Regions from separate parts of the Homo sapiens genome. Here region 1 is linked to region 2. A link is a loop called in an ENCODE intact Hi-C map of the cell type or tissue named here. Cell type or tissue: endothelial cell of umbilical vein. All regions are shown on one strand. Links, peaks and the distances in the headings refer to the core of each region. The heading gives the core; the rest is flanking DNA. Region 1 overlaps ZNF521 (zinc finger protein 521). Region 2 has its middle 260 kb from the start of SS18.

Evidence for each region. A loop is a pair of places that touch in the nucleus more often than their neighbours do. Peaks named below come from ENCODE experiments on the same cell type or tissue, not always from the same donor. Only the 100,000 strongest peaks of a DNase experiment are listed, where the experiment ranks them.
Region 1: a loop joins it to region 2, with 8 times the contacts of the local background. A loop is called at or near these places in 2 of 110 quality-filtered maps.

Annotation. Positions count from the first base shown.
Region 1 is chr18:25,301,990-25,318,457 of GRCh38, forward strand. All of the region lies in intron 3 of ZNF521 (zinc finger protein 521), which reads right to left. Among named protein-coding and RNA genes, the nearest start is that of ZNF521, 42 kb to the right of the region's middle. In endothelial cell of umbilical vein, for the core only: no CTCF peak of the experiment used is centred there; a DNase peak (open chromatin) is centred at 8,252.
Region 2 is chr18:25,824,359-25,840,826 of GRCh38, forward strand. No RefSeq gene overlaps it. Among named protein-coding and RNA genes, the nearest start is that of SS18, 260 kb to the right of the region's middle. RefSeq lists enhancers at 3,239-3,740, 3,741-4,240. In endothelial cell of umbilical vein, for the core only: a CTCF peak has its summit at 7,870 (motif pointing left); DNase peaks (open chromatin) are centred at 6,633 and 7,833; H3K27me3 peaks cover 480 bases.

The DNA.
Region 1 (16,468 bases), core at 5,159-13,158, 520 kb before region 2:
CAATGTCTAAATCATGACAGAGCCAGTAAATCACTAAGTGACAATGAGTCTCAATTTCCCTTTTATAGAAAGGAACTTGAAGGCTCTCCCCATTCTTCAGCATTCCATTCCAACCTTCTGTTCTTCAGAATCCAATTGAAAAGCTCTTACTTCTATAAGCTTTTTCATTTGCATGGATTATCTAGTATCGTTTTTTCCCAATACCCATTTGTTTATAGATGCTGGGAAAGGCTGTGGAGAAAGAGGTGAGAGAAAGAGGTGTGTGGCAGCACTCTGAGGCATACGACATGCACACCAGTAAAGAAGCAGGCAGGTCACACAACAGCCCTTACCTAGGCACACCACCTCCGTGGTTCCATGGCTCAAGCTAGCAGTGGTAGGCTAGCACCTAGGTGACACCTCACATCCCAAAAGCAGGTGTGCGACAAGCCTTGCACTAATTGGCCTCCATTTCTGAGGATACATATAGAATGGAGCATATTTTGTGATACTTTCCTGGAAAGTGGAGTTCCCACGGTTAAATAAGACAGTGTTGAGGTCAGTTGGGTACACAGAAGTTTCATGTGCTATGTCATGGTTGGGCAAACATTCCCTGGGGTCATATATCCATAAGATGCCTGATTTGATTATATTAAACACTTCTATAATAAAGATGTTTCCTTATTTTCCTCTCTAGGAGTAATGACACATTCAAAACAAAGAATGAAGGTGGATAAAGCACAGAGTCCTAGACTGCAGTTCTGCCCTGGATTCAAAACAGTTTCTCCATGGGAAAATTTGATGTGCTATTTGCTAAATAATTTAAGAATGTAAGTTATCAACCAGAGAAAAAGGTCTGCCCATATTGGGAATTTAAAAGCTCTTATGTTTTAGCAAGTACTCTAAATAATACATGACATTAGACGAAAAAAATCGTGAGCAATACAAAATGTTACACAATAATGTAAAATATAAATATTCAAATATACTAATTGTGTGAGACACTATCAGTTGCACACCTCAAAATATGGGACTTATGGGAAGGTTGTTTAAAGGGAATCAACTCAGGCAGCAGGGCCTGTTAGCCCTTCTACCTTCCTCCTTTTCCTAACCTCCAACAGGACATGGTGACATGAACTCTGGCACCCACTGTAGCCTATTTGACAATGGCAGTCATGTGCTAGGAAGCAGAGCACCAAGAAAAAAGTCTTGGTGCCTAAAGGACCACTGAGTTCCCAAACCAGCTCTGGACTGCTTATCTCTAGAATTCTGTGAAAAAAAAAAGAAACTCTTTCTTTCTTTCGTGTGTGTGTGTGTGTGTGTGTGTGTGTGTGTGTGTGTGAGAGAGAGACGGAGTCTCGCTCTGTCACCAAGGCTGGAGCACAGTGGCACAATCTTGGCTCACTGCAACCTCCGCCTTCTGGGTTCACGCCATTCTCCTGCCTCAGCCTCCCTAGTAGCTGGGACTACAGGTGCCCGCCACCATGCCCGGCTAATTTTTGTAGTTTTAGTAGAGACGGGGTTTCACTATGTTGGCCAGGCTGGTCTCGAACTCCTGATCTCATGATCTGCCCGTCTCGGCCTCCCAAAGTGCTGGGATTACAAGCATGAGCCACCACGCCTGGCCTGAAACAAACTTCTTTCTAATTCAAGCTGTTGTTATTTTGGGGTTTCCTATTATATATAATTATTTAGCTTGTGAATTCATCCAAATGCTACTTTCAACCTTTGACATCTAAGCTCATAGATCAAATCTACTTTTTGGGGCCCAAACTCACACTTGGTATAAATGGATTTTTAACTGTACAGGGAGGAACAGATATCTGAGATAGTCAATTATTCAACACAAAGATATTTGGTTAACTAAAAAAATAATCTGAGAGTAAACTCAATTTGTTTTTGCCATGTCAATACAGAAATAGGTTGTTCAGGAAATTCACTGAAGTTTTTGATTTCTCAATCTTCTCATTTTATAATGAAGATAATATTGACCTACCTCATGAGCACCGACAGAGGATTAACTAATTAACAATTGTCAATCACCATGAAAATACAAATTTTAAGAAGCAATAAGACTTTTCATTAAACTATTAATGGCTGTGCTAGTAATTTCTTCCTTCACTGAAGAAAATTTACATTTGATAAGCACCAAAGGTTCATAGCATAGTAAGAATAAAACTTAAATGAAAATTACACCTGAAGACACTTCATGACATTTTAACAAAAGCATTAAGGCAAAAGATGCTACTATCAAATACAGTCTCTTTGAGACAGGCTCAACATATTTCTGTTGAATTAAGAGACTGGATGTGGTAGTCCATACATTCTTGTATTCTGCATATTCTAAAACTGTCACAACCTAACTCACTTCCCAACAGTTGTTCATAAACTCTACCCTACCTGATTCTCTTCAAGCTGCTCATCAGACAACCTAATGTGAAACAGATTTTTATTATTTCCAGGTTAGTAACTGACTTTACATTCGGTTTTTTGTGTGTGTGCAAACCTACAGCACTTTTTACACACACAGTGCCCCCAGAGAACTCTTCAATATTCTGAGTGTGCAAATGTTGTGACAGAATTCTACTGCTTATGAAATTATTTTCTGAGGCGATACCAGAATTTGACCTCGGGGTCTTTTTACCCATCTGCAATTTTCTACCCTGAACGCCTGCCTATCCCTTCCATCCCACACCTTCCCTTTAATTTCCCAATGATTACTCTGGGCAGAGTTCACCTTCAGCCTCTTCCACAAGACCTCTCCTATCAGCTCCTGTGAACATTTGCCACTCCCTTCTTTGAAGAGTCACAGAATTTACCATCCATATTAGCCATTCTGGTATATAATGATATACTGCCATAGGCAACACACATTTTCAGGTACACCTGTCATTGTCAAATACTGTACATGTGTTTACGCTTGCCTTAAGTGCACAGTAAGATTGTAGGCAATAGGTTTCATGACTCACATTTCTTTTGTGCCCTCATAATGCTCAGCAAAAGATGTGAATATAGCAAAACACACTAACACATATACTATAAGTATGTTCTTTAATATGTTTGATGTGCTGCAAAAACAGGCAGTTATCTTTATGGTCATTTGTCGCACAAATGCACTTCTTTAGGCACTATTTTCCTAGAAAGCAAAAGTACAAATCTCCCATATTTAAATGAACTCACTTAGACCAGATGATTTCCAAACTACTGATCACCTGAACATCTATTATAGCTAGACCAATTCCATGATGCTTACGCTTGCCTACTAAAAATGAGGTATCAATATTTTTCATTGTACTAAACTCAGATTAATATATTTTCTAATTTTTGAGCTAATTTATAAAACGAGAAATCTTTTAAAACCATTCTAAAAGTTGCATAGATAATTCTGTGTTACTAAATAAATAAGCTACAAGGATAAAATGTTTTAGTGATATCCATTCATGACTATCTTCTTATATATGCCAATGTGCAGGCTAAAAACTGATGACAGGGCCTTAATTTTTAATATTTTGTATAGAACTTAGAATAAAACGTTAATTTTATTCATTGGGTTTGGGAAACTGGGTCTCTCTTCTTTATTCCTAAAACATAACATTCTTTATTTAAAGAATGTTAGACATCAAGACCTTCCTAAAAATGTAATGAATGCAATTAAACTAATTTTCATTTCCTCCATTTGGCCAGTTACCCTTAGCAACAATAACACATTAATTCTTTTTGAATTTTAGAAGGGAAGAATTTTAAGATGGAATGGCAAATAATAACTCATACTAATTCTTTCAAAATATCTCAGGATTCTGGAAGATATTCAAATCTGGAATCTGACTCATGTGAGTTACTCTTACAGGAAACACTACCTTCTTTAATAATACCAACAATACTAACACTAATAATAGATAATGTTTATCACATCCCTTCACTGTGTGCCACACACCTTGCCATGATGATACATCTACCAGCTCATTTAATTGCCACAACCACAAAAGGCAGGCAATGTTATCACCTTTACAGGTAAATGTTCAATTAAACATTTAAGTAATCTGTCTAAGGACATACAACCAGCTTTGGGAGAACTGAGATTTGCAATTTAGTCAGCCATTTGCCAGAACCCACCCCTCTATCCATTACACTGACATTTCTACCAGTCCCATTAACCACACAACACTTTTTACTCATTTGAACATTTTGAAGTTTTGTTAATTCATTTCTCCTTTAGAAGATTGGTAAGAATTAATTACTACTGAATGATTACATTGATTTTTTTTAAGCTAATGGAATTTTTAATTAAAATAATACGAAGGGAGATGATGGGAAACTGCAAGTCTGAAAATCAGATATAAAAGCAGCCTGTTAAGATTCACGAGATGGCCACAGATTCTAAGCAATGAACAGTAAAATTAAATTTGTCTGGTAATTTCTTTTTTGGGGGGGAAAGGTGGGCATAACCAGTAATTCCTTAGTAATAAGATTTCCCATGGAGATGGACCTTGGTATATTTTTTCAAAAAGGAAAGAAAACCCTACATGCTCTAATCCTGTGAGACTAAAGCACCCTTCTTAGCTTCCATTTGCTGGATTTCAATAAGGCATTAAACCTTGTATGTCAAAATGCCTCATATTGAAAGACAAGAACACTAGCCAGCCTTAATGCTTTAAATGTCCTGCCTTTACAGATAAGATTTGTAGGGTGTCATTTCCACTTGCTGTAACAATCCCAGCTACAAGAGGCCTTATAAGTAGTAATCAATCTGAGAAGAAGAGATCCTTCTTTACTAAAAAGAAAAAGAAAGAAAAAAAGCTGAATCAGAAACAATGTTACAAAAATTGGAGTAAGGCTGGAGAGAAACTTAGACAACTCATAAAGGGAAAACTAAACCACAATTCAAGAAAAAAAAAAAAAGTATGTAAGTGGCCTGATGTCTACCTTTGGGTTCTGGCCTAAGTACACAACTGGTGCTTTAAACAATTCTACCCAGAAAAGTATCTCAGATTTAACACAAGCAAAAAGGGAACCCACCATTCTAACTTCCAAACCTGCTTCTTTATTTTTCCTAGTATCGAGTGATGGCCACCCAATACAGCTGAGGAATTCAGAGACACAACTAATCAATTACTACATCTGAATGACTTTACCTCCTAGATATTTATTGAATTTGGCCACCCTCTCTACCCTATGACCACTGCACTGGTTTTGATCCTGTCTTCTCTTACTAATACAATTGCAAGAGCTTCCTATCTCAAATCCTTTCCCCACAATGTTCCTTCTCCAATCTAACTCTGCAAAATAGAATCTAATCTGAATATGTGTTCACTCCCCTGCATAAAATCTTTGATGGTTACCCACTGCCTAAAACAGTAATTATTGAACATTCTTAAACCTCTAAACTCAAAACTCAAATGGAATCTGACTTGAATATTCATCCTGGGCTGCGCTGGTTGCAGGGAATGGAGAATCCCTGCTAACTCAACTCCCTACCTCCACCCCTAGCTGGGTGATATCTGTGAAGTTCCTCAGAGCAGTCTGAAAAATGCAGGCCAGAGAATCAAATTTAAGCTCTTGGCATTGCCTCCCCATTTCCAGACCCTGCCTTCCTTTCCTGGTTCATTGCAGTAACTGGCTCCAATATGGCTTCCAATGGTCCCTACCTCCTGGTATTCACGCCTTTGTATAATTCTTTCTCATACACTAGAGTTGATCTGTGTAACCAGTAGAATATGGCAGAAGTAATGTTATGCCACTTCCAGGATGAAGTCATAAAAGACACTGCAGCTCCCATATTGATGTATCTGTCTCTCTCTGCTGTCTGTCTGTCTGTCTCTCTCAGAGTACTTATTCTGAGAAAAGCCAATTACCATGTCAAGAGCTACCTTACAGAAAGGCCCTTGCAGTGAAGCCTCCTGATAGGTCTTCAGGCAGAAGCCACACAATTAAGCTAAGAAGTGGATACCCCAGGCCAGGCACAGTGGCTCATGCCTGTAACCCCAGCACTTTGGGAGGCCAAGGTGGGCGGATCACCTGAGGTCAAGAGTTCAAGACCAGCCTGGCCAACATGGCAAAACCCCATCTCTACTAAAAATATAAAAATTAGCTGGGCGTGATGGTGCATGCCTATAATCCCAGCTACTCAGGAAGCTGAGACAGGAGAATCACTTGAACCCGGCAGGCGGAGGTTGCAATGAGCTGAGATCACGCCATTGCACTCCAGCCTGGGCAAGACTGCATCTCAAAAAAAAAAAAAAAAAAAAAAAAAAGCGTGGATACCCCAGCCCCATCCAGGCCACCAGGTAACTGTAGCCCTGATTGACACCTTGATGGCAACCTCATTAGAAACTCTGGATTAGGATCTCCGGGAAAAGCTGCTGCCAAACTCCTGACCTATAGAAACTTTGAGAAAATACATGGCTGTTGTTTTTATACAAAAACTTTTGGAATAATTATTATGCAACAATGAATAACTAATACATTCTTATTCTCTCATTAATTCTCCATCTTACACATTTTCTACAGCTTAAAATTGCCCAGCAGATTCTATGCTGCTTCATACCTCTTTCCTATTCTTTCTCTTCTGTCGACCTGAAGCACCTCTTCCCCTTTCTCGGCCTGGCTAACTCTTGCTCATCACCAAAGACATCATGTGCTCCAGGAAACCACCCCAATGTGCCAAGTTGGCCTTAATGACATCCCCCCCCCCCCACCCGCCACAGCCCCTCCAAAATTATTTTTTTTCTCAGAATATGCTGGAACCTCTATTCCAGTGATTTATTGGTCAAAGAGTAGGATCTTAGTAGATGTTTATTGAACTGAATTGCTGATGAATGCATAGTGGTATTGGGAAAACACACTACTGGGAGGTGCTATTCATTTCATTACTTGTGGATGGTCTTCTTAGTGTAGCAAGAAATGGTGCCTTAAACTTCACATTTTATTAGGCCAAACTGCAGTATCTAATCAATATAATAATATTTATATTATTAAGTACTTGTCAGTTGTAGTCTGGTGTTCATAAGAAGAAAGCTATCACTATATAGCTGTCAGGCACCAACTTAAGCTCCATCTGTGAGTGACCATTAGCAAAACTTAAAGCAAAGCATGGTTCTTTGCTCTTTTGCTAGGCACTGGGACTAATGAATTGCAAAGGGCAGGCAGACTGCTTGCAGAAGGAAGTTAGCGGTAATGGAAGGAGGCAGAAATTAACTGGGGGAAGGGGATGCTGTGTTCATCTAATCTGCTTCATAACCATCGCTTCAGTCCAAGTGACAAAATAGTATCAATAACGCCAAGAGAAGCTCCGCTTAGGTTTCTGCAGGCCACAGAAGGTGATGGTAAGAAATGATTGAGGTTAGAAGATGGTATTCTTTCTCCCAACAGAGAGACACTTTGGTGGAAAAACAAAAGAAATGAACAAATCAATGGACTAAGGCTTGTACCCAAAAACTGTGGCCTTGGAAAAGGAAGAAAAGCAAAAAGAGAGGGGCAGAAAAGTGTAGAAAACTATTCAGAACAAGAGGAACAAAGGAGCAACTCAAATATGAGCTCTCACATAAAACTGTAAATCTTTCCCTTTAAATGCAGGATAATATATGTAATATTGAATATAAATATTAAACCAGACCATACAGCCACAAGACATGGCTTTTTAATAACCAGCATAAAACACTGGTGAAAAGCAAATATTTTGCATAGAAAATAAAATTAGGTATAAGAAATAGTAAGTATATAATAGATTTGACAGATTTCTTTTTAAAAAGATTATAAAAGCATTCTCAAGAGTCTGTCAACCTGATAATTTAATTATGAGGGGGAACAGTTTTATAAAACAGAAGAAGTTAAGTTTAAAGGCAATCTGAGTAATAAAAATATACACTTTAAATAATTCATAAATTAAATGGAAAAATGTTTTGTTGGCACAACCAAAAAAATATATCTTAGTGCTTGAATGTATAATAGTGCTTTTTCTAAAACAATATTTCTTTTAAATTTTTTTAACAATGACAATCTTTTCTATAAAAGTTTATTTTGCAAGAATGATAGAGATAGGTAAGTTGATGGCTGCTCTTACTTTTATTTTCTGCTTTTATAACCAGTTACTAGTTCACAAGAGATCTGAATATCTACCTCCTATTCTAGTATCTCCCACAGCAGAAAACCAACATGTCTGAGGTCATCAAAATGGGCACAACTCCAAGAAAGCCACATAAGATGGATGAGTCTTCATTACATAGATAAACTGACATTAAAATCAGCATTTCTCAAGACTAATTGGAATTTTTACTTGAAAAATAGTTCAGTGTACATGCCTACTATACACATACTAATATTAATTATGCATTTAAAGGTTGAAGTTAAGGAAGCTCATGACCCCAAACATCCTTGTCTACATTTTTAATTAGTCACCAGGGGGAGCTAATTCTGCTCTATAAGTAGGTAGAGTCTAAGAGTCAGATTTAAAACAAAAAACAGAAAACAAAAAAAAAAAGAGGGAGGGAAAAGATTAAATTGATGTGGTATTAAATATATTTCAAAGATGATATAGTGTCCATAAGGCATATATATTATACATGCAAAGAAAACAAAAGAGAATAGGTATATATTCTTTCTCATTAAGTTTGAAAAAAATAGTGAAAGCCATCAATTAATAGAATATTGTTGTGTTTAATAGAGGACATATATACGCCCAATCAGTTATGATTATCTTTGGTCCTATTGGGTTCTTACTCACCCTTCAGATTTTGAACATTTGCCCATTTGTTGCATTGACCCTGTTATTTTCTTGGTTTGAAGCACTATGATTCTACATTCTAACAGCTAATCTTTTGCTCAAAAATAACCCATATAATTAAATTATAATTATATTGAAACGAATGTTTCCTTACCCTTTTGCTTCAAATATTTTCTTCTGTTCCAAATATATTTTTTAGCACTTTTAATGTGTGTTCAAAGAGTTCTGCCCAATAACCTACTTAAATTCATTCTACAATTCACCCAGGAGACACAATCCCTTTAAACTTTGAGAAGCTCCAGTTGGAACAAAGATGGGGAAAGGGTTCAGAGTTTGTGGAATAATCACCTCTAATCGATCAATTTCCCCTGAAGGTAAAACCGAAAGAAAGGAGGAGTGAAGAGTTCCAGTCCAATTCCTTGAAGTTTAAAGGAACTAAGCCCTGAGGCACAGTGTAGAATGATTCCTGCTTTCCCCTCCCAAGACCTATTAAGAGGTCATAGATCTCTGTGACATTGCTACCATTCCCTAAAGACAAGATCCCCAAACACAGACTTAGCACAAAGAGAAGGGTGTGGAAATAGTCTACTTTTAACAGCTTTTTTAGTAACCCACTCCTTATAAAAGGAAACAGATAAAGGTCACGAGCATCGTAAGTAGAGAACATGAAAAACAACATGAGTCAAGCAAAAATGTAAAAAAAAAAAAAAAAAATTCAACCTCTTAAGTTTTATCATGTTGAATTTCACATTTGAAAACATGTTAAAGGTAGCAGAGCCCTTATGTGCACACAACTGTATCCAAATAGCTAAACATTGGTGCTTACAAGATAGACCAAATGACTGCAGAGGGCCTAAGAAATAGTGGGTCTCTTTTAATTCATCTTCCCCACAAAAGAGACCCCACTGTCTCCACATCCCAAATAGAGCCCTTCATTTATAATTTTTATACTTCTCCACACGGACAAACTGACAGCTTTGATTACCATCAATGACCATCAAGGACATGGGAGAAATTCTTGAAGATATTCTCCCATGGCTTGTGTTCTTGACATTTTATTTACAATTTTTGGCAAATGAATCCTGAAACCACAGTTAGATCATTATATATTCATTATTCATTACACAACTAAGGCAAAACAATTTACAGACAAATAATGCTAATTTTCTTCTTGAATTCTATTCATTTCAAAAGACTTAATTTTTAAAAACTCAAATTAGTCAAGAAACAGGTGATTTATGAATACAGTTAAAACTAATATAAGATATTCTCCACTTAGGTTTTACTTGTAAAAATTAAAGTGAATAGACTCATTTATTTTCTATTTCTAGGAGATTACATCCTTCAAGAACTTTTCATTCATAATCAGTAGCTTTCTTGTGAATCACCAGTTATTCAAGCAGGCTAAAAGTAAAAATGCCTAATAAAATATGGACATCAAAATTACAGAGAAATGTTTCTTATATTACCCTTTCAAGATCCAAACTTTTTAATTTTAATAAGTTAATTAATGTAATAGATCATCACTTATACTGGGAAAACATATTCATCAGTACAGACAGTCCTTTCATAAATCCCAATTACAATACCCACAAGCATTCAAAGAGCTTTGAGAAAATAACAGATCTAAAAATAATTATTTTATATCCATGTTTTGATAGCGAATTTTACAAATATATCAAGAAGAGAATGGCAGACCAGGTACTAATATTCAAAAACTTCTGCTGCAGCAAAATCAATGTGGAAATAACAAAGCTTGTATACTAGGTAATGATTGAACTGACCTTACCTCCAAAACCGGAAAAGGAAGCATACTCAGCCTATGGTTCAGAAGTTGGAACCAGGCCGGGCGCGGTGGCTCACGCCTGTAATCCCAGCACTTTGGGAGGCCGAGGCGGGTGGATCATGAGGTCAGGAGATCGAGACCATCCTGGCTAACAAGGTGAAACCCCGTCTCTACTAAAAATACAAAAATTAGCCGGGCGCGGTGGCGGGCGCCTGTAGTCCCAGCTACTCGGGAGGCTGAGGCAGGAGAATGGCGTGAACCCGGGAAGCGGAGCTTGCAGTGAGCCGAGATTGCGCCACTGCACTCCGCAGTCCGACCTGGGCGACAGAGCGAGACTCCGTCTCAAAAAAAAAAAAAAAAAAAAAAAAGAAGTTGGAACCAACTATAGATGATCACTTTGTCTTTGGTAACTGCATGGAAGAACTTGGTGGGAGCCCTGACAGTTGAACAAAGTGACACACTCAGCCCCACCACTTTCTCTAAAACTGAGAGGAGCAAAGATTTGGTGAGCCGTTTTTCACCTCATGAAATAAGTGATAGTCAAGAACAGTGGTCTCTGAAATACAGGGTACATTATCGTGCAGGAGAGAGGATACTCTGAATAGTCAGAAACCAATCAGAACGGACACCAATCAGAAATAGCCATCCAGGTACTAACCAGACCTTCCTGAGAGCAAGGAGATAAACAGTACTCCAGTCAGCTGGGTGGGCTGGCTTCTCCAGCCCCTTTTATCCCATCTCATACTAATGCAGTCTACAGTGTCCAGCAAACTGGACTTACGGATCAGAATATTTAATTTTAACTAATCTAATTCATGCAAAATCCTCAGATTTTGACAACTGATTTTTAAAAGTTTTCTGCAAAAAAAAAAACTGCAGGATACTGATAGTCAAGCACAAGTAATCAACAAGAAAACAGCAAATCTGGCCCTTTCACACCAAGTAAAAGCTCCTTGTCACCTACCATATGAAAGGGAAAGGGGAGGGGGAGAAACCGTTTCATCAGAGCTGACTGAAAGTTGGCAAAACAAAAGCACAGAAGTGAGATTATCAGGAAAGTTCTTTGAAATATGAACTTATACCCACCACTGATAACAACCTCATGGGAAAGAATAACATACATTCTCTCTGGAGGTTTTGTGAAGTATTTTTTTCAGTTTTAACAGCCATTAAAATGAATTACCAAAATAACATAAAATTATTTTTAAACCCTGTTTATTTCATCTTTACCTAATTTTTTAATTTCTGTTTTTGTGAATGTTGTATAATGCATGTATGTATGTAATGTATTAGTAAATACATATTATGACAGTGCATTTAGAAATCACTAGTCTAAAAGTAAAATGCATATAGAGATGGGCTGGAGAATGGAATCTATGGAGGCCATGAAACTGCATTTTGGGGGCTTAGGGAGATTTGGAGAATGAAGTAGGCTAAAAAAAGACATACTTTAGGTACAAAATGAGGAACTGATCAAAATGGAAGGAAACAGGAAAATAAAACTTATAGTGCCTTAAGCCTAATTAATATAGAAACATAAATTAATAACACTTAAATGATTAATAACAAAGTATGAATAATGAATTAATATAGAAATTAATATAGAAATATGCAAATAAAACTTATAATGCCTTAAGCCTAATTAATATGAACTAAAAAGTTGAAATATCACATTTATTTCATGTAATTTATTTCAACTAATGGTTTGATAAGGAAAACAGCAAAAAAAAAGGTTCTAAGCAGTTTCAATCTGCTTTTATGAAAACGATGCTTCATTCTGTAAACTACTCATCTCCCTTATTCCCACTGCCAACAGAACTAGCTGTTAGAGCACTTTATTGTTCATTGGAATGAACCAGTCTTTAATTTGCCACAACCATATGACACATGTATACTCACTTTCACATTTAAAAAAATTCTTTGGCCAAATAATAAGGATATTCCAGATGTCTAAAAGTTTTCAGCTTACAAAAATTGTATGAAGCTTCCAGGAAGTTTCATAAGATTTAAAACAAAATTAAATGGACATACTACTTTACACTGACGAACAACATCCACTCATCAATTCAGTTCATTTTCCTAAAAAATGTGAACAGGAAGAATATTTGTAAAGAAGCTACAACCCTGGGTAGGGCTTTATATATCTGGTCTACAAATGTTCCCCAAAGCTACAGCAGAATTACTACCACACATATTTCTACACACTCATCTACCAATAGTATGGTAGACCAGAGGGTTAAGAACTAACACAATGCTATTTAGTTTTTTCTGCGATTATGCCCAGGCAATTCACATTAATGATGTGAAAGAACACTTAACAGACAACTCAAGTTTGCAAATTAGCAGGAGAGAAGAGAAAAATGACTCAGAACAACAAGCATAGAGTATTACCAAATGCACTTTATACATTTATCCTGTTAAGTGTAGCTTAGTTTTGATGATTTACAATACTAGTTCTTACTCAGTTTTGTAAGCATAACAAAGTCTCTGTAATCTCAGCCTTCCCCATAGCACCCTGCTATTAAATCTTTGTTGAGCAGTGTGATGAGACCCCTCTGGCTTCCAGCCCTCCCCACCCCCTGAGGGAATTGGCAAGAAATGATAGGGTTTGTGGATTAGTAAAATGAGAGGTTCTCTGTGCTTTTCCTTCTTTAAATATATATTTTGATAATCTGTCTTCTGCATCAGAGAGTCCCAACAGCATTAGAGTGTTGATTCCCCTGCCTTCTTAGCCTCCAGGAAAAAGACAGCAAGGCTGGGGCAAGACAGGTGGTTTCCATCTATTGCTAAAATTGAAGAGAGGGACTTAATTTTTTCTTTCACCTTTCCCCCTATTCCTTCAAGCAGGGATGATACATAACTTACTTATACATGTTGGACTGTAGACTCCAGGAAAATTGCACCATGAGACAAAGGAGAGAGAACTCATCTGTGAGTGTCACCACGTCCTTTGCTATCTTCAGGGACTGTTCTGTTCTTTCTTAGAACAAGGATGCTTGTCCAGAAAAATATGCAAATACTAGAATATCCTCTCAGTGACAGACTCCATGAGGTGTGTGTGAGCTCGCATTTTCTTTATCCCTGCAGGATCCACTGTCTAAAATTTCAGTCCACGTGGACAGCTAATCATTATTTTACCTGGCACATAATCTTATAGCTGACTTTCAAATCTGGGTCTAGAATTGATCATCTTGTTCTTCTGTATTTGACCTTCATCTCCAAAGGCTTCGTTTGGCCTTGGCTCAGTTTCAAGACTTTTGATACGGAGTGAATAGGTTTTCATCAAGGCAGGCTCTCCAAGGAATGTGCGTCACCCTTGGGGATGAAAGTCACCAAAGGAACAGATCTTAAGTTACCAAGAAAACCCTCAGTTAAAAGAAGGGAAGAACCTAAGACAGGGTTTCTATGGCTCTCTCATAACAGAACTACCCTGAGTAACCCACATAGGCATCAGCACATAGAATATATCCCTTTTCTGTTATTTTGCAAATCAACAAGTTGTAAGATAGCTTTCACTTCTAATCATACTCTATAATTAACCCTCTAGCACACTGCTCAGGATTCCCTCTTTCTTTACACAGATTGTTCATCAAAAAGTCTTCAGGCAATGGTCTAGCTGGTATAGGGCCAAACATGTCAGTAACGACTTCAAGATTAATAGAAGGGAATCCACAAGCAACAAAGAATAAATTGAGAAAGCAGCAAGATAAGACCATGGAACGGGCAGGGAGAAAGGAAAGGGGAAAATATGGACAGGGAAATTAAGAATCTTGGAGAAAGGACCGGAATGAGAGGAAAATCAGCAAAGATGCAAATGGGGCTGAATGAAATTAAAAGGTAAAACGAATTTAAAAAAAAAAAAAAAAGGAAAGAAAAAAGTAATAAAACCAAGAGGCAAAAAAAAAATGTATATATAAAAATACCTTCCTTTGCTAAATCCAGCACTTTGTCAGCCAGGGGTGGGGGGTGGGGGGTGGGGAAGCAGCAAGAAGAGAATTCAAGCAGTGGGAAGCCAACACTGGAACTGTCAGACCTCCCAACTTACACTAAAAGGCTTTAACCAAGCAAGAAAGCAAAAGCATCATATTACTTTTTTAATTAAAATGCTTCCAAGTGTCTTTAATCTTTTCCAGATCAGACTGGAGGGCAACCTTCAGGCAACTCAAGCTACACCATTAACACCTTCAACAAACATGGATCGTTCCTGATTTCATTTCTCCCTTTTTTTCGCTTCCTCCTTGGCCTCCACTTACACTTTGCCTCCCGAATCTACCACCTTCCCAAAGAAATAATCCTGAACAACAATAAACAGGAAAACAAGACCCATCAGATAACTCTCTCTGGACATGTGCTTCAACAAGTGGCAAGTAAGACTTTTTTTTTTTTTTTTTTTTTTTTGAGACAGAGTTTCACTCTTGTCGCCTAGGCTAGAGAGCAATGACACGATATCAGCTCACTGCAACCTCCGCCTCCTGGGTTCAAGCGATTCTCCTGCCTCAGCCTCCAAAGTAGCTGTGACTACAGGCGTGCGCCACTATGCCCTGCTAACTTTTTTGTATTTTTAGTAGAGACGGGGTTTCACCATTTTGGCCAGGCTAGTCTCAAATTCCTGACCTCAGGTGATCTGCCCACCTCAACCTCCCAAAGTGCTGGGATTACAGACATGAGCCACGACGCCCGGCCTCTACTTTTCTACCTTTGACTAACCTGCTGTAGTATGTGACCACAGAACAGATTCCCTACTTTCAGAAAGCTTCAGACCAAAATAAACCAAACATTTTACCAGTTTTTTAAAAAATGTAACTCATAATCTTTGCCATACCATGTGTGGAAAATTCAGCACTTCCTGCACAGGTATTATTAAAGTTGTATGAGACAGGAATAATGCCTTTTGCTTCGATTCAATTTTATAGAGCTGAACATAAGAATAACTATAGGGCACGCACTCAGTAAAAATTAACCACTTACCAAGCAGAATTTGAAGGTTGTTTTCTAAATTATATGAATTTTAAAATAACTTGTAACATGAGAGAGGACCCACTCTTACCAAAGCCATGATTTCTTGCTAGATGAATATACACTGTCATGTCAGTCCAGTGGGAACGCTGAAGTTCCCATGTCTTTATCCTAATGTTAGTGCTGATTCTACGTGAGCAAAGCTTTGTTTAAAGCACCAGTTATTCTACTGAAAATGGCATCTTACTAATCATCTGCATTTAATGGGATTTTCCCAAAATGATATGTTCTAGGAAAAATACACCTTAAATGAAGTCAATTAAATATATATGAGCTAGAAAATCCACAAAAAATACCAATAAATGCCCAACAGAATGTCAAAATTAAAGACGGATAATATAAATGTTAGCAAGTACGTACGACAACCAGAATTCTCATCTACTGCTGGTGGGAGTTTTTGAAAAAGGGTTTGGAAGTTTCTAATAGAGATTAAACATATCATATCTCATGCCCTTCACCCAATGACCCAGCAATTCTATTCCTAACGAGAGAAATAAAACATATGTCCACAAAAAGATCCATATAGAAGGTTGACTATTATGAACTTTATTCATAATACTCAAAAACTAAAAATAAAGTATCCACTAACAAGAGAATGTAAAACAAATAATGATATGTTCATATAATGGAATACTACACAGCAATAAAAAACACACTACTTATATACACAACAATATGAATGGATCTCATAGACATTATGCTGAACAAAAGAAGCTGGACACACAAAAAAAGGGTGCACGCCGTACAATTTCATTTACAAGAAGTTCTAGAATAGGTAAAATGAATCTATGGTTAAAACAGCTCAAAAACTGGTTACTTCTAGTGGAGCATTATTGATCAGAAAGAAGCATGAGGGAACTTTCTGGGATGAAAGAAATTATATCTTAAGAAGGGCGTGTCACATAGGTGTATTTATTTTGCCAAAATTCACCAAATTATATACTTATAATTTATGAATTTCACTGTAT
Region 2 (16,468 bases), core at 3,404-11,403:
TCATGCTTTTACTTGTATCACATTTGGTCCCCTTTGTCACAGAAGAGAACATATTCATCCACAGGTTTCAGGGATTAGGGCGTGGACATCTTTGTAGAGAAGGGAGCTTTATTCTGCCTACTACTGATGGTAATAAATGCCAGGAGGAAAACCAAAATAGTGAAAGGCAAAAGGTGATAATGAGGGCAGCTCATTTACATTGTGTCATCAGAGAGGCCCTCCCTGAGGAAGTAAAATGGGTGACCAGCAAGTGACCACTGGGACAGAGCAATCCAGGCATGTATTTAAATATACAGAAAAAGGCATGGAAAGCTACATATTAAACTATTCACATGCTGCCTCTGGAGAGAAGAACACAATTCAAGAGTGGGAAAAGATAAAAGCTTTATCCTATATCCTTCTATTTGTTTGGAAGTTTTACTTGTGTAATTTTTTAAATTATGCTTATAAAGAGTTAGAAAAAGAAAAGGGAAATATACTTTGGGGTTAAAGCAAAGAAAGTTTAAGATTTAGGTACTAGTGAAAGTTAATATATTCTAAATTCTGACACACACAGTAAGAAAATAAAAATAAAACGTTGTCTTGGATTCTACAAAAGAATCTGTTCTAGAGGGCAGCAATAGATCGATACCCTCCTCTTCTGAGTCTTTAAGGAGAATACACTTGCCAATTAGACATTTTTACACGTCAGCAACCTTGGAAACTTCTCCTGGCTATAACCTCTTTATTTTGCTTCGAACTCCTAACTTGGTACTCATTTGCTGAGCTCTTACCCTGGATAGCTCACATTGTTTCATGTGGTTTTCCAAGGAGGACACTAAAAGCTTCTCTGAGAATGCAGGCAGGCAAAAGAAAAGTTATTTGAATGGGCTCTGCAGTGTAGCAATCTGTCACAGCAAAGGGGTGAGTCTTGCCGGAATGCATTTCTGCTACTCAAGACACAAACAAGGGAGAGATCACAGAAGGATACACGGAAGTGCCTGTCGGGGAGCTGAAGCGAGTGGCTTCAGGGAGACAAGACAGAAGACCAAAGGGCTCTCCCAGGACACAGGAAAGCAAAACTTTGAGCAATTTAGTATCAAGACTCCGGGATACAACTGCAGCAAATAGGCTTTGTGTGTTTGTGTGAGAGAGAGTGTGTGTGTGCGCACGTGTGTGTGCTCACCCATGCATGTGATACTCAAAATTACAACTCCTTCGGAGCAAAGATATGACACTAAAAGCAGTGAGAAGCAAACAATAGCTACGGCTATAAATTAAGGAGTTCCTATTTCTGTACTAATCACATAGATTTGTTTTTGCAGACAGCCTGCCTATCAAAGATAGGGATTCTCTGAGTAACATGTTTGCAACAGTCTAGTAAATTTTTCTATTTGAATGTCTCTTCATCACCTAAAGAGTGACAAATCCAAAACCGAACACATCATTGTCTGCTCACAAATATTTTCTCCTCCCAGCCATTCTTCCTGCCTGAGATAGTGACACCCTCTTTTTCTCCATCACTCAGGCTTGAGAACTTGGAGTCATTCTTACCTCATCCTTCACCTTCAACTAGTCATCCCCCTCCAATCCTTTTTGGAAGTAGGTAAAACGTAAATCACATACAAATAAAAACAGTATTTAATCAGCATATAGTCTATGTAAACCTCTCCATCTTTGTTCCCACTTTCACCCCTGGTCAAGGATCTTATCCCAGAAGTATTTATCTGAAGTATTTCCTCAGGAGGCCCCTCCACCCACTGCCTGTCATTTCAGTCCAAACCTTCCATATCTCACTAGCTGGTGAACACAAACACAGCCACATTATCATCCCGTGAGCAAATAGTGTTTCCGAGGGCCTTTTAGGTTTGTCTGAGGTTCAAAGGCAGGAAGTCGAAGTCTCCCAAAGCCCCCCTTCCTCACTTTCTGAGGCCTTGGCTGGCTTAAATATGCCCACACATGGCCCCCAGCCTTCACTCCTGGCCCTACACAGCCCAGGGGCCTGGCAGCTCCTTCCTCTCAAGAGTGAACTACAAAAGCCTGGGTGCAACACCTAGAGGTCCAGAGACTCTGTGAACACAGGGAGGCAGATCTGGCAGAACCTCCTTCCTCCGTGGGTTTCTTCCATGTGGGAGTCCTGAGGCCCTCATCCTTAGCCTGGCTGGCATGTCTAGTTTCCTCTCACTGCCTTTCCTTTCCAAGAGGTGGCAAAGCAGGACTGAGAGCTGACCAGCTGTCCTCTGCAGCTCAGAGACAAAATGAAGTGTGAAACCAAACAAAACCACACTCATCCACAGCAGAGCAAGAGCAACTCAGGCTTGTGTTGTCTGTGTCCATGCAGCAAGCCCAGACTTTTGCTCCCAGCCCTAACAGAGAGAAAAGGAAAGAAGTGGGGGTGGGAGGGGGTGGGATCAGCAGTGCCCAGATGCACAGTTCTGTCTACACACAAAAAATCATATTCCCAAATGAAGCTTTACCTCTTCATTTGTTTCTTCTTGCAACAAGTGTTTTTTGAGCACCTACTATGTGCCAAGCATGGGACAGACTGACAGAAGCCTGCTGGAGCAGAAGCTCTGGTGTGGAAAATAGACAGTTTTTAAAAATCAAGAAAAATAAGCAAGGTTGTTTCAGGTAGTGATGAGTCAGAGAGGAAATGAAGCAAGGTGCTGGGATGGAGAGCGCAGGGCCTGCTTAGGTAAGGCAGTCCTGAAGGCCCGTCTCAGTGGTGACATTGGGGCTGAGCATCAGCTGAACGGAGAAGAGGCTGCCCAGACTGTGCTCCAAGTCAGTGGCAAGCTGACAGTTTTCCCCAATAAAATTGGGTGGACACATAGCCTCGCATTTGTATTAGTTTGCTAGGGACGCCATAACAAAGTAATACTAATAGTTGCTTAAAAGACACAAATGTGTTTTCGCCCAGTTTTGGAGGCCAGAAATCCAAAATCAAGGTGTCAGTAGGGCCCTGCTCTCTCTGAAGACACTGGGGAAGGATCTGCTCTCGCCTCTCTTCCAGCTCTGACAGTTTCTTGGCTTAGAACAACATAACTCCAGTGTCCACATGGCATTCTCCCTGTGTGCATGTCTGTGTCCCAATTTCCCCCGTTTATAAGGACACCAGTCATATTGGATTAGGGGCCACCCTGTTGTAGTATGACTCACCTGAACTAACTGTATCTGCAACAACTCGATTTCCAAATAAGGTCACATTCTGCAGTACAGGGGAGGGAGAAGTGTGGATTTCAACAAATAAATCTCAGGGGATGCAATTCAACCCCTAACAACATTTCTGTAATAAAGGGGTCCATCCAGGATGGGTGGAGGACCAGCTTTACCCACAATGATCCAACCTGCTCGTTCAGAGAAGGCTGAGCTTTCCACTCTGTCTCCCCCACATCACAGAGCACAGCACATAATAAATGAATGAATACTTGTTGATGGTTGATTAATGATACATTTTACTCTAAAATTTAAAAAGCTTGTGTTATCATGTTGAGATAGTTTGGGATTTGTTTGTGTGCCAGCAACAGTTCCCGTGCTTAGTAGCTAGGAAAGGTTTAAATCATTTTTGGGTCTGATATGATTAGTTAACTGTTCCCAGAGACCATGTGGAAAAAAATAGCTGGCATCCAACGCTGACCCAGCCCCCTTTGTCTCCCTCCTGGGTCCCAGAGGCAGCAGAGCTGATGAGCTCAGACGAGGTTGGCAGAGGTCACATTTGTTGAAGATCCGCGAAGAGATACCGGTGAAAGTGCGGCAGCAGAATGCAGCCATCCAGGCCTCCAGGCAGCTCAGCCCCCTCGCCCAGCCTGGGGACACACAGCTGCCCGCTCCAACCTCAGAGGGGCAAATTCCCCGACATCAGAGAAGCCGCCCTGGGCCACTAAACGGAAACCTGGCTAGCGAGGAAGCAGCTGGTCTTGGCAAACAAAAAATAATGCCCCAGGCAAAAACAAAGTAAAAGGGAGCCTGGAAAAGCTTCATTCTGAGGAGCCACTCCCTCCCTAACCCAATTTTTAAATCCAATATAAAATTCTAAGGCTATTCAGAAAACACCGTGGCAAATTCCTTCAGTCTAAATTCTCTGTGATGAGAAATTCCTAGAAGGCTTTTCCTTTCCTTTCAAAACACTGGACAATTTTCTCCAACAGTATATCTCACATTGTGGCCAGCCATCTTGTTATCTGTTACTCTTTTTGAATGTAACACAGAGAACCACAAGATCTTGTGGAATTTCATTTCTGTGTTACATAGCATTGCATTTTGAAGTAGTGTTTATTGTTTTCCTTTTATTTTTATCTCATGAAATAAACTATTCATGACAAGCTACTTTTCATTGTTAAAATTATATTTATGTATGCACATATAAATATAGCAATCTCTTATGAAATATATGTTTAATTGATTTATTAGTTTCCCACTGTGCTTAAGAACTCATGAACCTGAAATTAGCTGTGCATAATGGTTCTTCTGATAAGAACAGCGACTCTGCAGATACAAATGAAACAAAGCAAGGTGAAATTTTCAGAGAAAGATCTAGTCAAGCTGTTTAGAGGTCTAAAGCACACATTTTGTCATTCTTACTGATGACAATAATAATAGCTGAAATTGATTATTGAGTACATACTATGTGATAGGCAGTGTGCTATGCCTTTTGTACCTACCTTAATTTAAATCCTTTCAACTCCATTGACAATGATTGCTTAGAATCACTATGTGATTTAACCATCATCACAGCTAGTAATTGGGAAGAGTTGGGATTCAGACCCTAGCTCATCTAACTCTAAACCCCAGGCTTAGTTCAATATACTACATGGATTAAAATAGGGACAAACACCATTAAAACATTAATCAAAGCTTGAAAGCTATAGGCAAATATCACTGGTATATTCTTTTAGAAAGTTGATTTATAACAATAACGCTGTAAAAAAAAGATAGGCAAATTCCAAAGGGTAAACTGAGGCATGTGGCTTTTTAGAACTTACTTTGAAATACAACTGTGGATATATGAAATATCATTTTCACTCTTTTGAAGGTAAGTTCTGGAAGCACTGGAGACTTATAATGATAAAAATTACATGATAACCTTTTATGCAACAGGCTTATTGAACACAACATTAGGTGAGTGATGCTATTCTAACAAGAACTAGTCATGCTGGGCTAAATTTTCCAAGAATGCAATTTAAGCCCACAGTAAGGTGTATTATAAAATGAATGGGATACCGTGGTTCAAACACAGCCCTCCGAATGGTCCATCTGTGGACCTTATCTCACCAATTCTCATTAAACAGTGATTTCATTTCTCTCCATCATCACAAGCTCCACTCCTGGGCAGTGTTCAGCTGCCTGGCTGGTCTCACGACACATGCAAATATGAATTAAAGGCGACCGCACCACAAGACTGAGGAGAGTTCAGTAATACCCTTCCCAGTGTGAAGCACAGGGCCCCAGCCATCACAGATGGGAAAAAGAAATTGGTGGTCCCAGCAGGCCCTCTTTTTATTACCCCCTGAGGCCTCATTTGGAGCATGACTGTCACACACATGCACATGCGCACACACACACACGCACATATACACATGTACATACACATATCTAAACCACTCTACCTCCTCTTTCCATCCCAAGCACCTGTAAGGTTAAAGATGTGTTTGGACTCTACAAAAATAAAATCCCAAACCTTTACAGATACCTTGTCACAGACTCTCACTGCTCCTCGGTGATACTTGTAAAAGGAGTTATGTTTTCCTTATTATCTATATGGGGAAAGTGGAGTGTGAAATGTAAACATCTGTTTAGAGCTAGAAGGAGAGTCAAAGCCAGAATACGGGAGTGGAATTCTTCTGTCCTCTGACCTCCTACAACATGGAGTTTTTGTAACTTTCCTACAGCCCTCATTCTTTATCACAACATGATAAAGTTTCTTGTACATTCGTCTTTTCTCCCTTATGGTACAATAAGCCCTTCAGGGTGGAGAACTATTTCTGGTTCTCACCATATCTAGCAAGGTGCTCTCCAAGATTAACTGTGCAAACTCCACATACGTTTATGGATTGTAACAAGAGGGCAAACAAGATACTAACAGTTCTTGTTAGCTGGATGGAGTGGGGGAGCACTGGCAATTGTGGCAATGGTTGAGCATTAATGGGTTTCCTTTACGATATACACATTTTCCACCAAATCTTCTCACTGCTGGTCACCATGAACGGAAGACAGAAAGCACATGAGTGAAAGAGAGAAAATATACACCATGGTGATTTCTAAAGCAGCTAGTGAAGGCTGAAGTAAGGGTGAGTGTGCAAGATAGCCATTGGAAGTACTCACCCATTCAGTTCTGGGTGCCCTGTAGCCCTACCAACCAATTACAAAATATATATATTTTATATATATATTTTTTAATATATTATATATTTTATATATATTATATATTTTATATTTTATATATTTTTATATATATTATATATATATTCAGCTTGAAGGAAATCTCCTGCAAGTCACGTGTCTACTGGCTGAGATTAGTCTGACTGTGGCCCAGACAGAGGTCCAAACCAGTCCTGAACTACACAAGGCACAGCCTAGGGCTACCCATGCTTCTCATTCTGTTAAAGACCTGGACTGCAAGTCTCAAAGGCCAGCCATGTAGTGAGTCATCTGCACTTTCCAGCCCAGCCAAGCCTTGGATGGCCAGAGCCTGAGCCAAGATTACAGGCAGCAAAACTGCCCAGAGCTCTAACAATCCACAGAATCCTAATAATAAAGTGGTAGTTGTTTTTAAGACACTAACTTATGGCGTGCTTTGTTATATAGCAATAGGTAATGAGAATAGGTCATGGATTATTTGTTACATAGAATAGATAATGAGACTGATGCCTAAATAAAACAAGATTTGGGGAGGAGGACAGGGTGTTATGGGGAGGGGTGAGTGTATTTTGCACGTGGAGGGACATGAATTATTGGCAGCAGGGTGCAAACTAAGGTAATCACTCTTCAAAGATGCCCCCGCCCCCCGCAGTGAATCACGCCTCCTGTCATTCATGAGTAATATATAGTCCCTTTCCACAGAGAACGTGCGATCCAGAGAATGTGACAGAATCACTTGGAATGGCTTCCAAAGTTATGTCATAAGCAACCTTGAAGATTTTGTTCTGGGGGAAGCTGTCTAGTGTGTCACAGTCCAACTACCCTGTGACAACATGCTAAGGACAGACCCATGGAAAGAGAAAAATGTCTGGTCTGCCCTCCTCCAAGCCAGCCTTCAGCTGCAGTGCCAAACATGGGGGTGAAGAAGCCACTTGAGTCTCCTGCCTTCAACTGATTCCAGCCTCAGCTGTGTCTAACTTCAATCACATGAGACACTCCTGGCAAGAATCTTTCAGCTGAGTCCAGTCAATCCACAGAATTTGGAGAGATGATATTAAGTTGTTTTTAAGCCAATAAGTTTTGGGTTTGTTTACTACGCAGCAAAAGGTATTTGTTCAAAATATTAGGTATGTACAATGTGAATATCTCAAACCTTCTGGTTCTTTTGCATGCAAATATTTTCTGCTTTCAGCAAATGCAAAATTTGGTATGTCCTCTATATGATCAAAATGTCAACAGATCATTCCTATCCAGGTTCAGAGACCAAAAAAAAAAAAAAGTAAAGAGAAATCATTAGGCCTTGGACTTCAAGTGCCCACTTACAAGAAATTTCCCCTAGAAACCTTCTGGACTATAAACCCAGCAAATTAAAGAAGTCCCTAAATTATGTAAAAGACTATGCTGTATTGGAAAGTTGAACCAAAGGAGCAGCTGTGGAAGAACAGTTGCTAGGTTGTGTAAGGAAAAATAGTGGGCTCGGGAGCCATAGCCAGCAGTGCAGGGAATGGGGTCATGCGCCCCCATGTGGCAGCAGAACTGCCTCCCCAGCCAGGCCTTGGTTCTGTCCAGATTGCTGTCTATCTGTCTGTTACTCAGATGCAGATGCCCTCTCTCGTGGCACCCACTTATCCCCAATTTTCTCAGACATTTCTGATCTCAGACATGCACATCCATCCTAGAATTTCTTACCATATGAGATATCATTCTGTAGCTTTGTATGGAGGCATTGTGTAGGCTCTGAAGAGAGATTGACCTGATTTTGAAACCCTGCTCTGTCCCTTACTAGCTGTGAGACATGGGTAAGTTATTTCACCTCTCTGAGCCTCAGTTTCCCCATTGATAAAATGAGGATAATAATGGTGCCTATATGATGGGAATACTGAGACTATTTCATGCACAAAGAGCCTCAAATATTGAACACACTCAATGCTATGGTCTGAATGCTGGTGGTCCCCAAAATTCATATGTTGAAACCTACTCTCCAATGTGGTAGTATTAAAGGAGGGGACCGTTGGGACGTGATTAGGTCATGCTGGTTCCACTCTCATGAATGGGATTAGTGCTTCGATGCGACAGGCCTGAGGGACACAGAAAGGTAAATATCGCACATCTTCACTCATATGTGGAAGGTAAATAAGTTGATTCACAGTAGAGAGTAGAATAGTGGTTACTAGAGGCTGGGAAGGGTAGGGGAAGGCAGGGATAGGGAGAAGTTGGGTAATGGATACAAAATTACAGCTAGATAGAAGGAATGAGTTCTAGCATTCTATAGCACTGTAGGGTGACTATAGTTAACAACAATTTACTCTATATTTTCAAATAGCTGGAAGAGAGAATTTTGAATCTCCCCAGTAAGAAGAAATGATACTATTTTAGGTGATGGATAAGCTTATTACCCTAATTTGATCACTATGCAGTGCATACAAGTATTGAAATATCACACTGTAACCAATATATTTGTATAATTATGTGTCAACCAAAAATTTTTAACTGTGAAAAAAAAGAGGCCTGAGGGAGCTTGTTGGCCCCTTTCCCCATGTGAGGATACAGCTAGAATCATCATCTGTGAGAAGTGGGCCCTCACCAGACACGGAATGTACCAGCGCCTTGATCTTGGACTTCCCAGCTTCCAGAACTGTGAGCAATAAATTTCTGTTGTTTATAAATTACCCAAGCTAAGCCATTTTGTTATCGCAGTCCAAATAACCTAAGACAATTAGGTATTATCTTATTCTTTAGAAATAATGTATATTTTCCTCTCTCTTCCTCCTCCTAGGAGTTGCACATACTAAACAAATATTGCTGGAAGACACCGAGGCCCCTTTCAGCCTAATTCCCCACAGGATTGTTAGCCTGTGCCTTGGGAAGATGTAATTATTTTGCAGATAATTCATCCCAAGGGCAGAACCACTAAAGACATCTTCCCCGCCTCACCCCACCCCAGCCCTCCCTCAGCGTCCTGAGAGGTAGTGAGAAGCCAGAGAGCAAGGGAACAAGAAGCGAGCTCCTGAGCATAGTGAACCAAGGAGGAGATGAAGGACACAGGAAAGGCCCCCAGGAGGGATGGGGGAGAAGGGGATGGGAAGAAGGGAGGAGGAAGTCCCTCTGCCTATGGTGAGGGTGCTGGACCAGGGCCCACACTTCTGAGATAAACAGTGGGAGGCTTAGGCGTGGAACAGAACAGAAAAACCACTCACTTCTCAAGCCCTCCTTGAGGGCTCCACAATGGTTTGGAATACATTACTTAAATCTCAAACACAAGACATCTTGGGTCTTAGAGTGGGCGCTTGGCTAGCTAACAGCAAGACCTCTGCAGCCTGGGATATTGGGCTACAGCACAAGGGCATACTGTTATGTTTTCCACACCGTGTAAGTACAAATCAGAAAAAGTCATTTCCAGACCATACATCCTAATTTGCAAGGGTGAGCAGAAATATGCTTTGTGACCTTTTTTGCCCCAGTGAAGTCAAGCGTCTCCGATGAACATCCTTCTATAGCCTCGTGGTGCCTGGCTAAAGCAGGCGGCACTGCCCCAGGCCAGCCATGCTTGGGGAACCACCCCTGAACGCCCTGGGAACTCTGCAGAAGCTGTTGGGCAAAAGCTCCCACCTGGTTGTCACCCTTTGCTGGTCACTGCTGCCTTGCATACGTTCTATGGCTTTGCTCTGCTCCCCCGGGACCTGCAGATTTCTGGTTTACACCCAGATTGGCTGGATGTATTCAGCCTTTTTCTAGGCAATTTTCTCCTGCCTGTGCCATGACAATACCCATTCTCCTTTGCCTCCCTAAGCAGCTAGACCCTCACTAGCAAAAAAAGCATAGGGAAAAGCTGTTACACTGAAGTTCCTCCCATTGGGACAGTGATTTGGAATCGCCAAGGATTTTCACATTTTCTTTCATTTGATTCTCTCAACAGGTGTTGTTAGCTTTTTTTTTTTAGATGAGGAAACTAAGGCAAAGAAAGGTCGAATGACTTGTCCAAGGACATTCATATTGTCCAAGGTCATAGCCGGCAAGTAGCAGAGTAGGACTCAGGCTATAACTGCTGGAGACCAATGTCTAGATGAGCCACAAACTCCCTCACCCTCCTTTCCACTGGTGCTGCCACTGCCGAGGTTCAGTACATCCTCCTGTCTTGCCAGGGCAATCAATCAGCATGGTGTCCTCACCGTCTCCTGCAGTATCCCCTGACAATTGCCTGCCAGGACATTCTCCAATTACAGTTATATTATTTCTTTACTTAAAAACTTAGAAGCAGTGACACAGCAGCAACAATCACACCCAGTGACCAGATATTGGTTTTTAAATACCATTCTTCAATATATGCAACCAAGCCTCTCTGGAGAAATGGCTGATTCCAGGGCTGAGACAGGGAAGATACAACATACACAATATGAGCCTGGAGCATCTTGCAATGCCAGAAGGTAAGGAAGTGCACAAAACACACTCAGAGACACCACAGCCACAATGACAAGGGCAGGTCAAAATGACACAGGAGACAACCTCAAAGAATTCCCAATGGCCAGAGCAAGAATGATTGAAGAAACAAAATAATTAACACTAGCATTGGTTATAACCCAAAGGATATCCAAAGAATTAAATGAGTATCTGTGAGTCCATACTGATATAAATAAATGACTGAATAAATAAATAAGTGAAGAAGAAAGGACAAATATTCCTTACAGAAGAATTCCAAATAATAAATGTAAAAGGAATAATAAAGAGGAAAATCACTATTAGGACACCACAGTAATGATTGCTTCAGGCAAGATTCACTGATGAATACTAAAATTAGGAGGTGAAATATTAAGAAGAAACAAGATATCTGCATAGCCTCAAATTATCTCCTCTATAATATTTATTAATTACTGTGGTTGTTTTAACATATGTCCACCAATTATTTGATACTCCTCTCTCCAGGAAGTGGAGCTTAACACCCCTCCCTTTGAGTGTGGGCTGAATTTAGTGACTTCTAAAAAACAGAGTAAGAAAAGGGAAAAAGAATATCATCGTAGCCGGGTGTGTTGTCTCACACCTGTAATCCCAGCACTTTGGGGGGCCAAGATAGGCAAATCCTTGAGTCCAGGAGTTCGTGACCAGCCTGGACAACATGGCGAAATTCTGTCTCTACAAAATATAGCAAAAATTAGCTGGGCATGGTGGTGCACACCTGTAGTGCCAGTTACTCAGGAGGCTGAGGGAAGAGGATCACTTGAGCTCCGGAGGTCGAGGCTGCAGTGAGCCATGATTGGTCCACTATGCTCCAGCCTGTGTGACAGAGTGAGACCCCCATCTCTCTCTCTCTCTCTCTCTCTCTCTCTCTCACACACACACACACACACACACACACAAACCAGAGTAACATTGTGGTAGAGAAATTTGACAGACATCACCTTAACCAGTGGTCATGGTTCATGTCTCCAGTAATAAGTTGTGTTAATTTCACGTATCCCCTGATACCATGCACTGACAGGGCAATTCACCTCTGTGGCATTCTTCCCCCAAATCCATAAGCCTGGGCTAATCATGACACAATATCAGATGAACCCAAATTGAGGGACATGTTACAAATACCTGACCCAGACTCCTCAAGAGTGTCAAAGTCATGGATAAGAAAAGATTGAGGAATGGCCACAGATTGGAGAAGAGTAAGGAGATGGGACAGTTAATGCAATGTGAGATTCTGAATTTGATCCTGTAACAGGAAAAGGGCATTCTTGGGGAAACTGACAAAATGTGAATAAAATCTTTAGTTTAAAAACAAACAGGGCCAGGCCCGGTGGCTCACGCCTATAATCCCAGCACTTTGGGAGGGCGAGGCGGGCAGATGACGAGGTCAGGAGATCAAGACCAACCTGGCTAACACATATTTAAAAACCAATATCTGGTCACTGGGTTTACTTGTTCCTAACCCCATCTCTACTAGAAATACAAAAAAATTAGCTGGGCGTGGTGGCACGCCTGTAGTCCCAGCTACTTGGGAGGCTGAGGCAGAAGAATTGCTTGAACCTAGGGGGCAGAGGTTGCAGTGAGCCAGGATCACCCCACAGCACTCCAGCCTGGGCAACAGAGCAAGCTCCATCTCAAAAAAAAAAAAAAAAACAACTTCCAATGTCTAAACAACAAAGTACAGACTCCTGAGTAGGGCACACAAGACCCTTCTGAGTGTGACCCGAAACCCCCTCAGCCCCTCTTACCACCTCCTGCATTGTGCTTTCCTCCCCAGCCATTCCACACCAAAGGAGGGCCAGGAAACCCCCATCGATCATATCATCTTGTCTCTTACTCTTTCCATATCTCATCCCTCCCACTGGCATGGCTTCTGCCCTCTTCTCCACATGCCTACTCACTTGTTTACCTGATCATTATCTTTATAAGGCTCAGTCTGAGAATTGCTTCCTCAATGAATATTACTTTGACCATCCTCATATCCCAGTGGCCAGTCTTCCTCCCTTCCTGTCTCCCTCTCTTTCATTGACATGGGGAATCTCATACCTACTTTCATCAGCATCTATAACATTTTAGTGCATTTCTGTAAGTGACTGTCTTCCTTGTCTAGGTAATAAAATTCTTGAGGAAAGTTGATCTCATTCATCTTTTATAGCTTCAGAATTTAGCACACTGAATGAATTAATGAATGAACAAATGAATGAATAATGAATGAACAAATAATGAGCAAACTCACACTAGGAATTTATTGGCTAGAAATTCATAGATGTGTAAATTCATCTCAGCTCTGTAGACATGTTTGAAGAAAACTTTTGCTCAAAAAATTTCAAAATGCTTTGTGGGAACACATGCATCAATTCTATAAACACACCTTGAGCTCAGCAGAAATACTGACAAAGAGCCAAGCCTGCCTCAAAGAAGCAAGCCTCACAGAGGGCCGAGGCCCTGGAGCTCACCTCTGGACACTTCATTCCCTGTACTCAGCCAGCTCAATTAAAATAGCTTTGCACAGAGCTGCACTGGGCCTGCTTTAAATGCACAGCATTGGCCAGCCACAGTGGCTCATGTCTGTAATCCCAGTGTTTTGAGAGGCTGAAGCAGGAGGATCACTAGGCACCAGGAGTTCAAGACCAGCCTAGGATATAGAAAGACCCCATTTCAACGAAAAAAATAAAAATTAGCCAGGCATGGTGGTGCATGCCTGTATTTCTAGCTACTCAGGAGACTGAAATGGGAAGATCACTTGAGCCCAGGAATTCAAGGTTACGGTGAGCTAAGATTGTGCCACTGACCTCCAGCCTGGGCAGCAGAGCAAGCCTTGTCTCAATAAATAAATGAATGAATACATAAATAAAATGCACAGGCTTTATGTCAGTCAGATCTCTACGTTGAAGTAATAGACCTTTAAAAACTCTCCCAAGTCAACCGAGTTGCTTCCTACTGTGGTTGCAGAATCAAAACTCCTTTTCCATGGCATCTTTCAACAAACATATATGAATTTTGAGTTCACTGCCATTTATCTGGGCATCTTTAGGAATTCTTCTATATTCCTTCTTACAATGTGAGCATTTGAGTAAGTATATAACCACACCTCTTATAGTAGGAATTTGCACTCTCATTTGAATGTTGAGGCAGCTGGCTTTCTGTGTTTTTGTTCACATGCTGCCTCAAAAATAAAACAGCCGTTAGAACATGTGGAAAAGGCAAAAGTAAAATAAAATAACAGCAGAAGCCATGCTTCTCAAGGTGTGTTAAGGACACAAGAATAGTGTCTAAAGTTGAGCAAGAGTTCTCCAAGCATGAAGATCATTAAGTTTGGATTGGTCTGGAAAGAAGATAGAATTCATTGATCTGACCATTATCAATAAATGTATCCATTAAGCACCTACTGCTTAATGTATGTATGTAATACATACATACAAAGCACTGTGCTAAAATTGTGTCAGGTGCACAAAGGCTTAACATTACTGTTTATACCATGACAGGAAGAGCAGTCTAGGGAAGGAGAATAGTAAATGCATTTGAAAAGATGACTAACATGACAAAAAATATGGTTGAAGTTCAGCTTCAAAGATCCCTGTCTCTCCTTCCCAGGGGATGCTGGACAATAAGGTTTTGTCTTAGGGCATCATCTTGACAATAGAGATAATAGCCTCTACAGCAGTCTCTGCATATGACCAGGGCTCAGAAATGATCCTATGTCCCCCAGTCTCAGTTTATCCATCAAGGAAAACTGGCTTCCCACTTCCCATTGCTTCAGAAAAAGGGCACTTCTCTCTCATTGGCCAACACATTCCTAGAATATAGGCAGAGGATAAAATATCTAATTACCTTTTAACTCAACTATGTTAGCTAACTGCAGGGCAGGAGCACAATAAATCACAACACTGTCACAGTTGGGTTCATTCAGTTGGGTCCATCCAGTTAGCCAGTACAAAGTTATCTCTTCACTCATGAACTCTTTTGAACCAATACACAATCACCATCTGAATCTCCAATATTATGGCCTTCTGTCTTTTCAAAACAGAGGAAAAATGCACCTGAAATGGGAGTTTTTCACATACAAGCTTTTCTTTCCATCTCAGTCCCTGAGCTACAATAGCCACAAAGAGAATCTTAAGAAAAACACAAGTTTGATAAATGTGTTCTGAAGGAGTTCAGAGATGGGCAAGTTTAAAGAGAAGTTGAGGGTTCAGCTTAGCTTTGAGGAATAAAAAGACATACAATGGTGATGAGAAGGACAGATATTCCAAGCAAGCAGAGCAAAGGCACAGACAGAAATGCATTGGCAGGTTCAATCCCTTCCTGGACTTGCCAATGCAGGGACAATGGGAGATGTGGTTAGAAAGTTGGGTTGGCAGCATACGGGGATGGCCTACAATGCCAGGAGAGGGACTTTCCTCTGTGAATGTGAGACTGGGAACCATTTTTGATTTGTGGTGAGAGGACAGCTACATTGAGGGCAATGTCTTAGAAAGCATAAATGTGCTGCCTGGATGGATGATGAGGTGCTGGAGGCCAGAGGGAAATAGTGGAGACTTTAATAGCAGTTTGAATAGAAAGGAAGGAGTGTTGTGAGAAAATTCTCTACACTCAGATTGGGTGTAGAGAAAAAAAGAAGAGATGAGGTAACTCCCAAAGGAACCAAGAGACTAGCCATGCAATCTAGAGAAGATTCAAGACTGGAGCCAGCTGCCCAGGTTTCAATTCTGTCTTTCACACTCATCAGCTGTGTGAAATTAGAGGCATTCACTTGGAGTTTCTGTGCCTCAGTTTATAATCTGTAAAATGCAGATAATACAGTTGAGCATCCCTAATCCAAAAATGTGAAATCCAACATGTTCCAAAATTTGAAACTTTTTGAACACTGACGTGGTGCCACAAATGGAAAATTCCACACTTAACACAAACTTTGTTTCATGTACAAAGTGATTTAAAATATTGTACAAAATTATCTTCAAGCTATGTGTATAAGGTGTATATGAAACATAAATGAATTCCATGTTTAGACTCAGATGCTATCCCCAAGATATCTCATTATGTATATGCAAATATTCCAAAATCTGAAACAATCTAAAATCGGAGACACTTCTTGTCCCAAGCATTTCAGATAGGACACTCAACCTGTAATATATGGCTCATAAGGTAGTTGTGATATTGAGTTAAAACATGGAGAATAGTGCCTGGCACCCAGCAACAGCAGTATGTTTAGAAGCTATTGTTGGTGCTATACTTGTTATGCAAAAATCAAGACCAGTAGCAGTAGGGACAAAAACTAAATCCTTTCAGAAATTGCTCTGGTGAGAATGGAGCCATTAACTGGAGGAATATATTACAATAAGTCATTTTACATTTACCATTAGGATATGAAGTCCCCATTCATTGCCCCTGCTTCCCTAACATGTATTTCCCCAGCTACCCTCATGTGTCCAGACCTCCTAATGCACCCATCCTAAAATTTCTAACCCTAGTTTATTTGAATGGAAGTGAAATTTCATTTGGGATACTGGTTGAAAGGGGATTTTAAAATCATTTCTTAAGTAGAAAAGCATTGCTCTTAATGCATTGAGAGAGCCAGAAGCCTCCAAGAGACACACTTTTCAAAGGACATTGCTCTGAATATTATATAATCTGGGCATCTGAGGTTGAAAATAAATCCCAGGCACATTTCCCTCTTGCCCTG